Regions from separate parts of the Homo sapiens genome. Here region 2 is linked to region 1. A link is a loop called in an ENCODE intact Hi-C map of the cell type or tissue named here. Cell type or tissue: B cell. All regions are shown on one strand.

Region 1 (5,000 bases):
CCATAGCTTCCTCTTGCCTGGGACACCTAGGTCTCTCATGTCCAGACATGTGGCTTGTATGAGCTGGTCACTAGCCTACCAGAAAGCCCCCTCTCTCAGGAACTGCAGAGACAAATATACATGAAAGGGAACTTGAGGGAAGTCAGAGGCAGATGTTACTGGTACAAGACTAAAAAGAATTCTAAGAATGTTAACTAACATTTTTTTCATGCTTGCTATGTGCCAAGCCCACATTAAGTACTTTATGGCCATTATTTTATATAATCCCTCCAACAACTAGATTAGGAAGGACTTGGATTCTGGAGCCAGACAGCTTCAGCTTAAATCCCATCTTTGTCTCTTTCACGTTGTGTGGACTTGGGAAATTTCTTCAGCTCTCTGGGCCTCAGCTTCCTCACCTATAAAATTGAAACAGTAATAGTACCCACATTGGAGTATTCTGAGGATTATATCAGTAATACATGTAAAACAATGAGACCAGCATCTGTACAAGGTAAGCACTCAACAAATATTGGCCATGATGGTGATGATGATGATGAAGATGATGATGAAGAGATGATGATTGCCTCTGGTAGCTTATTCCTAAGGCTGCCTACAACAAAGTCCCACAAACTGGGTGACTTGAGATAATAGAAATGTATGATCTCACAGTTCCAGGGGCTAGGAGTCCAAGATCCAGGTGCTGGTGGGTTGTTATTCTGAAAGATGTGAGGAAGAATCTGTTCCATGCCTCTCTGTGAGGTTCTGGTAGCCTCAGGCATTCCTTGGCTTATGGATGGCTCTCTTCTCCCCATGTTTTATCATGTCGTCTTTCCTCTGTGTGTGTCTGTCTTTGTGTACATATTTCCCCTTTTTATAAGGATACCAGTCACACTGGATTAGGCCCTACTGTAATGACCTCAACTTGATCACCTCTGTAAAGATCCTGTCTCCAAATAAGGTCACATTCTTGTGTACTGCAGGTTAGGACTTCAACATATCTTTTGGTGGTGGAAGGGTGGGCATAATTCAACCCATAATACAAGGTTAAGTGACTTGCTCAAGCCTTGTTAACATGGCTTTTTAGTGATGAAACTGGTCAGGGAGGCTAGGATTATTGGAAGACAAATCCCAAGATGTAAACCCCAGTGGAAAACCCCAACCCTGCTAAACCTCTGGAGAGAAGCAACTCAAGGGAAACATGCAGAGCTGGCCACTGTTGTGCTGATGGCATTTTCCCTCCCTTCCTCCATAGCCTGCCTGCTCCAGGCTGAGCTGGTAAACTATGAACGAGTCAAGGAATATTGCCTCAAAGTCTTGAAGAAGGAAGGGGAGAACTTCAAGGCCCTTTACCGGTCTGGTGTGGCCTTCTACCACCTTGGGGACTATGACAAAGCACTCTACTACCTGAAAGAAGCAAGGACCCAACAACCAACAGGTAAGGCGGAAATAGCTGTTTTCTTACTTCCTCCCTGCTCTGGTGGCTCCTGGGACCTTCTCATTTCAGCAGTTTTCTTGGCTAGGAGGGCCAGGCAGGGACAGAGATGGCAAAATTAGGGATCAGATATATATGATAAGACCTAAGAGGAGCACACAGCCCATGCATTTGCCTAGGGTTTGAGTTCCAGGGAGCACAGGCCCCTCTTCTCTTCAAATAGAGTATAGAATTCCTCATCTTTTTCAACTCAGAATCCAGCTCTCTTCACTTATTCAACAAATATATATATATTGAATTCATACTATGTGCCAAGATTTGTGCTAAGCACCAAGGGAATCAATGAAAAGACACTGCCGCTACCCATGAGGCGCTCACATCTGGTTGATGACACAGAATACAAACAGGCAAATTTGATGCTAAGCCCAGCACCTTTCAGGAAGCATGCTCTGACTTCTCCAGTCAGATGCTATTCCTTAGGACATGTGTTATCTATAGCATTCACTTAGATCATATCCACCAGTCATTCATTCATTCATTCCACAGATATTTATTGAGGGGGTACAATATTGCTAGGTATATAGTAGTGAACAAAAGAAAGTTGTTGCCTTCAAAGAGCTTATATTATAATGGCTCACTGTCTATTGTAAGTGGGAAAAAAAAGTGTGGAGAGGGGACAGAACCCAGGGAGGGGCTCTCTACCAAGGGATGGCTAGAAGTCAACCAGTAAACAAGCAAACAAATAGTAAACAAATGAAATACTTAGTAGTAATAAACGCTGTGAAGAAAATAAAGCAGAATAAAGAGATCAAGAGTAAATGGGGGCGCTGGGCGTGGTGGCTCATGCCTGTAATTCCAGCACTTTGGGAACCCAAGGCAGGTGGATCGCTTGAGCTCAGAAGTTCAAGACCAGTCTGAGCAACATGGTGAAACCCCATCTCTACTAAAAATACAAAAATTAGCTGGGTGTGGTGGTGGACACCTGTAATCCCAACTACTTGGGAGGCTGAGGCAGAAGGATCACCTGAACCTGGAAGGCGGAGGCTACAGTGAGCCAAGATGGCACCACTGCACTCCAGCCTGAGCGACAGAACAAGACCTTGTCTAAAAAAAAAAAAAAAAAAGGAGTAAGGCTGGGCGCGGTGGCTCATGCCTGTAATCCCAGCACTTTGGGAGGCCGAGGTGGGTGGATCAGGAGGTCAAGAGATCAAGACCATCCTGGCTAACATGGTGAAACCCCGTCTCTACTAAAAATACAAAAAATTATCTGGGCATGGTGGCACGCACTTGTAGTCCCAGCTACTCAGGAGGCTGAGGCAGAAGAATCACTTGAACCCAGGAGGCGGAGGTTGCAGTGAGCCAAGATTGCGCCACTGCACTCCAGCCTGGGTGACAGAGCGAGACTGTCTCAAAAAAAATAAAAAAGAGTAAAGAGGGGGGAGCTATTTTAGACCAAGTGATCAGAAAGAGCCTCTCTGAGGAAGTAACATTTAAACAACTTTGACTTGATGTTGCTATTTTTGTTGTTTATATGGTTAATAATTTTTCTTTTTTCAGACAGAGTCTCGCTCTGTCGCCCAGGCTGGAGTGCAGTGGTGTGATCTCAGCTCACTACGACTTCCGCCTCTTGGGCTCAAATGATCCTCCCACCTCAGCGTCCCCAGTAGCTTGGACTACAGGCATGCACTACCATGCCTGGCTAATGTTTTTTATTTTTTGTATAGATGAAGTCTTGCTATGTTGCCAGGGCTGGTCTTGAACTCCTGGGCTCAAGCAATCCTTCTGCCTCGGCCTCCTAAAGTGCTGGGATTACAGGCATGAGCCACCACACCCAGCCTTTTTTTTTTTTTTTTAAACTCAATCTTCCTTTCAAAAGTCTTTAAAAAACTTTAGAATCAAGTCACAAATGTCCAAATGTATACTTTTTTTATCTTTTTAAAGAACACCTTGTTGTTGATTTATTTTCCGTACATAAATCGTGTTCCACCAACTGTAAGCAGCTTGAAGACTAACCATTGGACTCATTCAATAGAATTTTCTGGAGCACTGCTATCTGCCAGCACGGTTCTGGAGGATACGCCTGGCATTTTTTAGCATGATATAGTATTCATTTCTACTTCCAGAAGTAACTATTCCAGGCAGCCCTGTCACTCTTATGTTATGGTGTGTGTGGAACTTAGCAGTTGTTCCCTGCCATGCCATCCTCACTAATAACAGGAACTGGGAAGAAATGCCCCAGTTTTGGTGAGGTGGTCATCTGACCCTGCTTATAACGACAAAAATAAGACAATAAAGCAAAGTCATTTTAAACTCTTCAAGCTTAAAAAAATTACATTAGACTAATATTTGTTGATCATTGTTTTAAGCACTTTTAGACTTACCTATTTTGGGCTTCAGAGCAATTTCATGAGGCAGGTATTACAGTCCTCAGGAGAGACAGGCTTTGCAGCCAGACACACCATTTACTATGTGTCTCCTTGGCATCTGACTCAATCTCGCTAGGTCCCTATTCCATTTTGTCACAGTGAGGAGAAGGATACATACCTTGCGGGATTGTATTGAGGATTAAATGAGATCATGAAGGTTAGAAACCTGGCACAAGGTTGGCATTCAAAAATGGAGCTTGTTGGCTGGGCGCGGTGGCTCACTCACGCCTCTGATCCCAGCACTTTGGGAGGCCAAGGTGGGCAGATCACCTAAAGTCAGGAGTTTGAAACGAGCCTGGCCAATATGATGAAACCCCGTCTCTACTAAAAATACAAGAATTAGCTGGGCGCAGTGGGATGTGTCTGTAATCCCAGCTACTGAGGCAGGAGAATTGCTTGAACTTGAGAGGTGGAGTTTGCAGCAAACCAAGATTGCACCACTACACTCCAGCCTGGGCGAACAGGACAAGGCTCCATCTCAAAAAACAAACAAACAAAAAAAAATAGAGGTTGTTTCTTGCAGATGGTACAGGAGGCTCAGAGAAGTTGGCAACTTGCCTGATGTTAAACTCCAACTGGGGTCTCACTAAACTAACTGCGCCGGCTGGGAAACCACTGGGATACGCTGCTGCATAGAAAGAGGGAGAGAAATTCTCTCTCCTCTCCCACCCATTCTCTCTCACATCCCCTGGGTCATGCCAACCTGTCCACATTTGCTAAGGGGAGACAGTGAAGGAGAGGGTCGACATCTAGTTGCCCTCTCAGCCACCATGGATAGGCAGAAGGGACCTTGGTTGAGTGAGCCTGGCCTGTTGGATGTCTGCAGACACAGCCTTTGCTAATTCCTTGTAAATGTGATAGTTGCCCTCACCTGGTGTTCCCTAAGGTTTATTTCTCTCCTCACAGACACCAACGTGATTCGGTATATCCAGCTGACGGAGATGAAACTCAGCCGATGCTCCCAGAGAGAAAAAGAAGCCATGTAACCAGGAAGCAGCTCCAGAGCTGCGCCCACGCCTGACCGGGGACTTCCAGGCATCCCCTGGCAGAGAGCCCCGTCCTGGATTCTGTCCCTTTCTCCCCACTTCTTCTGGCTCCTCATTTTTCCTCCTGTTGCACCCCAGCTCTTTGTCTCCTCCCAGTACGAAAAGGAGAGATGC
Region 2 (5,000 bases), 150 kb after region 1:
ATGGAACAGATCTTGTGGAATCTAAAAAAGTTGAACTCATAGAAAAAGAGGAAAATGATGGTTACCAGTTAGAAAAAAGGAATAAGTTCAAGAGATCTATTGTACACCATGGTCAATATAGTTAACAATATATTTTATACTTTAAAATTGCTAAGGTAGTAGATTTTAAGTGTTCTCACCACACAAAAAAATAAGTATGTGAAAAGCATATGGTAATTAGCTTGATTTAACCACGCCACAGTGCATACATATGTCAAAACATCATGTTGTATACTATAAATATATACACTTTTTGTCAATTTTAAACAGGTTATAAAAAAACATGTTATTGTTGATAATTATGAAAAATTTTAATGATGTGGAAATGTGTACAGTATAATGATAAATGAAAGAGTAGTAAAAATCCTTATAAAATATAATTACAAATGTGTTGGGTGGATAATATAAAAATCTTAACAGCTATTTCTGAGCTAAGTGGTGGAGCATGGGTAATTTTTAGTGCCTTCTGTGTCAGGCTGTTCTTGCATTGCTATGAAGAAATACCTGGCCAGGCGCGGTGGCTCACGCCTATAATCCCGGCACTTTGGGAGGCCAAGGCGGGTGGATCACCTGAGGTCAGGAGTTCGAGACCAGCCTGGCCAACATGGTGAAACCCCGTCTCTACTAAAAATACAAAAATTAGCCAGGTAAGGTGGTGCGTGCCTGTAGTTCCAGCTGCTGGGGAGGCTGAGGCAGGAGAATCGTTTGAACCCAGGAGGCGGAGGTTGCAGTGAGCTGAGATAGCCTGGGTAACAGACCAAGACTCTGTCTCAAAAAAAATAAAAATAAAAATAAAAAAGAAATACCTGAGAAAAGGTAATTTATAAAGGAAAGAGGTTTAATTGGCTTGCGATTCTTCAAGTTTTACATGAAGCATGGCAGCATCTGATTTTAGGGAGGCCTCAGGAAGCTTCCAATCCTGGCATAAAGCAACGAGGAGCAGGTACGTCACATGGCGAAAGCAGTAACAAGAGAGAGAGTAACGGGGGAGGTGCCACACCCTTTTAAACAATCACATCTCATGAGAACTCACTATCCTGAAGACAGCACCAAGGGGATAGTGCTAAACCATGCATGAAAAATCCGCCCCCATGATCCAATCGCCTCCCACCAGGCCCCACCTCCCACATTGGGGATTACAATTCAACAAGAGATTGGGGCGGGGACAGACGGCCAAACTATGTCACCTTCATTTTACTTTTCTTTTTCCTACAGCAAAAATAACCATGTGATATTTGTGTAATTGTAATAAAGAACTACAAAATCACTTTTATCTTTTTAAATACAAAATTCAAACTAAAATCATTATTGTTAGTTGGAGAGATGGTGGAGGAAGGAAAACAGAAGCTGAGGATGACACTACTAATAAGTAACAATAATGACAATGACTCCTGTTACTTAACGGCTTGCTTAGGTTCACAGTCTTTTTTATTTGCTAGACGCTTTAACGGCTTCTTCCAAGCAAACAAAAGTCTTGGAATCCAAACAGTCCCTTTACTCCTCACCCCTCATACCTCATGGAGGGAAATTCTTGGTTATGTGCAGACACATATGTGGACTAAGTTAGCATGGCTGTGGCACCCCTTACCTGACACGGATTTAGACTTTAGCTTTTCAAACGTTTTGGTCTGTATTTATTTATTTATTGAGACGGAGGCTCACACTGTCACCCAGGCTGGAGTGCAGTGGCGCCATCTCCGCTCACTGCAACCTCCGCCTTCCCAGGTTCAAGCGATTGTCCTGCCTCAACCTCCCGAGTGGCTGGAATTACAGGCGCCCACCCACCACACCCAGCTAATTTTTCTATTTTTAGTAGAGACGGGGTTTCACCATGTGGTCTCGAACTCTTGACCTCAGCTGATCTGCCCGCCTCGGCCTCCCAAAGTGCTGGGATTACAGGCGTGAGCCACAGCGCCCGGCAAACCTTGGTCTTTAAATCACGTTGGCAAGACTGAACTCAAACGTAAGCTCTCTGTTTTGGTTTTGAGAGTTGTGCCTTCTTATCTAAAACAGTAACAATTTAAATATTTTTGTTATTTAAACAAACCAATAAGATCTGAGGAATGAGCAACCGTCACAGTTGTCTGAATAACACATTGCACGGTAGTGGTGGCTGTTTCATAACGGACTTGGCACAGCAGTGCCCTCTTAGAGACAAAGGTGGACCATTGCGCCGCCGTGTGGTATTGAGGGGTATGGCGCCTTCTTCCTTTTATAATTACGCTTTTTCTAGTTAAGAACTAGAATAACCTTCGCGGTCGCTGGGTGGAGCCCTTTCAATTTGTTGTGTGGGCTAACTAAGTGTGGAAACTAAGACTCAGGCAAGTGATGTTACTGGGGCTTGAACCCAAATCTTCACCCTTTGTGCTCCCAGCTTTTCAAGTTAACTCAGGGATGTCTGCACATAGCTGGAGGGAAACGGAGCTGTCTTATGCAAAACTCAATTTCACATTCAAAGAAACTGAAGTGTAGAGAGGATAAGTGACTTGCTAAAAGGTCTGCGCTAATTTGGGGTCCTTCGTTTTTTATTCTACTCATTCGTTTATTCACCAAATATTTATACACGTGTCTACTACATGTCAGGCACCATTCAAGGCACTAGAGATAAAATAGTGAACACAGCAAACAAAAATCCCTTCCTGCAAAAATCCCTTCATCTCTTCCCTTCATAAAGCTCATGTTCTAATGGGGGAAACAAAGTAAGCAACTAAAATATATAATACCAGATTAGAGAGGGGTAAATGCAAAGAAGAAATAAAAGGGAAGGGGGATACGAAATGTTAGGAGGGGCTACTTTTCTGAGTGGCCAGAGAAAACCTCCTTGATAAGGTGACTGGTGACTTTTTTTTTTTTTTTTTTGAGATAGAGTCTCACTCTGTGGCCCAGGCTGCAGTGCAATGTCATGATCTCAGCTCACTGCAACCTCTGCCTGCCAGTTCAAGTGATTTTCCTTCCTCAGCCACCACGTAGCTGAGACTACAGGCACATGCCACCATGCCCAGCTAATTTTTGTATTTTTAGTAGAGACAGGGTTTCACCTTGTTGGCCAGGCTGGTCCTGAACTCCTGACCTCAGGTGATCCACCTGCCTTGGTCTCCCAAAGTGCTGGGATTACAGGTGTGAGCCATGGCACCCGGCCAACAAGGTGACTTTTGAGTAAAAACACCTGAAAGAATTTAGGAAACCAGTCATACAGATACAGGGGAAGAGCATTCAGGCAAACTGCATGGTAGTGCAAAGGCCCTAAGACAGGAAAATGCCTGTGTATTCATGAAAAGATAGCAAACTCAAGGGTAGTAAGAGCTATAAGAGGTAGGGTGGCCTGTTCACATGGGGTCCTTCAGGTCAAAGGAGGACTTTGGTTTTACTTTAAATGAGACAGGCTATTGAAGAGGTTTGTTTTTGTTTTTGTTTTTGTTTTTTTCTGAGACAAGGTCTCACTCTGTTGCCCAGGCTGGAGTGCAATGGCGTGATCTCAGCCCATTACAGCCTCAACCTGCCGGGCTCAAGCGGTTCTCCCACCTTAGCCTCCTGAGTAGCTGGGACTACAGGCATGCGCCATCACACCCAGCTAATTTTTGTTGTTGTCGTTGTTTTGCTTTGTTTTGTTTTTTGTAGAGACAAGGTCCCACTATGTTGCCCAGACTGTCTCGAACCCCTGGGCTCAAGCAATTCTCCTGCTGTGGCCTCCCAAAGTACTGGGATTACAGACGTGAGCTACCATGCCCTGCCACACCGATGATTTCAATGAGCAGAGGAGTGGTGTGGTCTGCCTTTTCAACAAGATCACTCTGGCTACTGGGTTTGCAACAGGCTTCAGAAAGCAAGTGCGGGGACTGTGAGAGGAAGGGACTATTCAGTAAGCCTGTCAAGGGATAACAGCAAATTAGAAAAGGGAGGTGACAATGGGTATGGTCAAAAGTGGCCAGAATTTAGAAATACATTTTGAGGGTAGACCAACCAGGTTTGCTGATGAATCAGAAAGGGAATAAAAGAAAGAGAGGAGTCAAGGATGACATCAAGGTTTTTGGTTTGAGCAACTGGAAGGCTGGCGTTGCCATTAACGGAGAATGTGGGAAAAGCTGGTTTGGGGGCAAATCTCACCAGTTTAATGTTAGACATGATAAGTTTGAGATCACTGTTCTATACCCAAGTGGAGATGTCAAGTGGGCAGTTGATTACATCATCTGGAGTTCATTCAAGAACTGTTAAATGACAACAGTCTAGTCCCTGAGAACCTTAACTCTATAAAATGACTAAGGGCGCAATAATGATTAGAAAACATTCAGACTCAAATAATAAAATACTTTCTCCTTTAACGTGGTTTTCCAGATTTCTACTCAAGGAGACCTTTTAAGTGGCTATTCCTTTCCTAGTTGAAGGCTGTGAATCTTTTGCTCACAGACATGAGACATGAGTCTCCTGACACTGATGAGACCTTTAAGACAGTTGCCTGTTCTCTGGGTTACTGGATGGAGCCCTTTGTGAAGTCAGTGGGAGCCCCAGAGAGAAGCCTGCTTGGCCGGTGGAACATCAGGGAAACTCTCTTGTGCTTTGTGTTTTATGAAAAGTAGGGGAGATTCCAACCTGAAGCCTTCCCATCTTTGCTTCCTGGGGTTTTGTTGATACCCAGGTCAGGTGCAATTGCTTGCAGCTTCATGATGTCTCTTCGTTATCTTATAGTCTGCCCTCTTCCCCAGCTCTGTACATGATGGAATTGCCATTCTTTTGCATGGGTACACTCCTTCCTGGGATGTGGGCAAGGGATGGCAGAGTGACTGACAGCTTATTGAGTACTAGGCAGTAGGTTGGGCACTGATAGACATACCCTCCATTAGTATACGAAGACGAAGCCACCGACCTACCAACTGTACCACTCACTGTAATCACAGCCAACATTTATATACTATTTTAGAGTTCAGAAAACACTTTTACAGACAGGTGCCAGTATACTGACTAAG

What was found. Peaks named below come from ENCODE experiments on the same cell type or tissue, not always from the same donor. Only the 100,000 strongest peaks of a DNase experiment are listed, where the experiment ranks them.
Region 2: it touches region 1 in a loop (10-fold over the local background); 7 of 110 quality-filtered maps call a loop at or near these places.

The regions. Positions count from the first base shown.
Region 1 is chr14:70,666,330-70,671,329 of GRCh38, forward strand. TTC9 (tetratricopeptide repeat domain 9) reads left to right here. Exons shown (of 3, transcript NM_015351.2): 2 at 1,235-1,417; 3 at 4,747-5,000. The coding sequence ends at 4,826. Among named protein-coding and RNA genes, the nearest start is that of TTC9, 27 kb to the left of the region's middle. RefSeq lists enhancers at 54-554, 555-1,055. In B cell, no CTCF peak of the experiment used is centred here; a DNase peak (open chromatin) is centred at 2,992; H3K4me3 peaks cover 1,347 bases; H3K27ac peaks cover 5,000 bases.
Region 2 is chr14:70,815,630-70,820,629 of GRCh38, forward strand. MAP3K9-DT (MAP3K9 divergent transcript) reads left to right here. Exons shown (of 2, transcript NR_184164.1): 2 at 1-419. Among named protein-coding and RNA genes, the nearest start is that of MAP3K9, 8.6 kb to the left of the region's middle. RefSeq lists an enhancer at 2,103-2,397. In B cell, CTCF peaks have their summits at 2,225 and 2,430; a DNase peak (open chromatin) is centred at 2,232; H3K4me3 peaks cover 384 bases; H3K27me3 peaks cover 572 bases.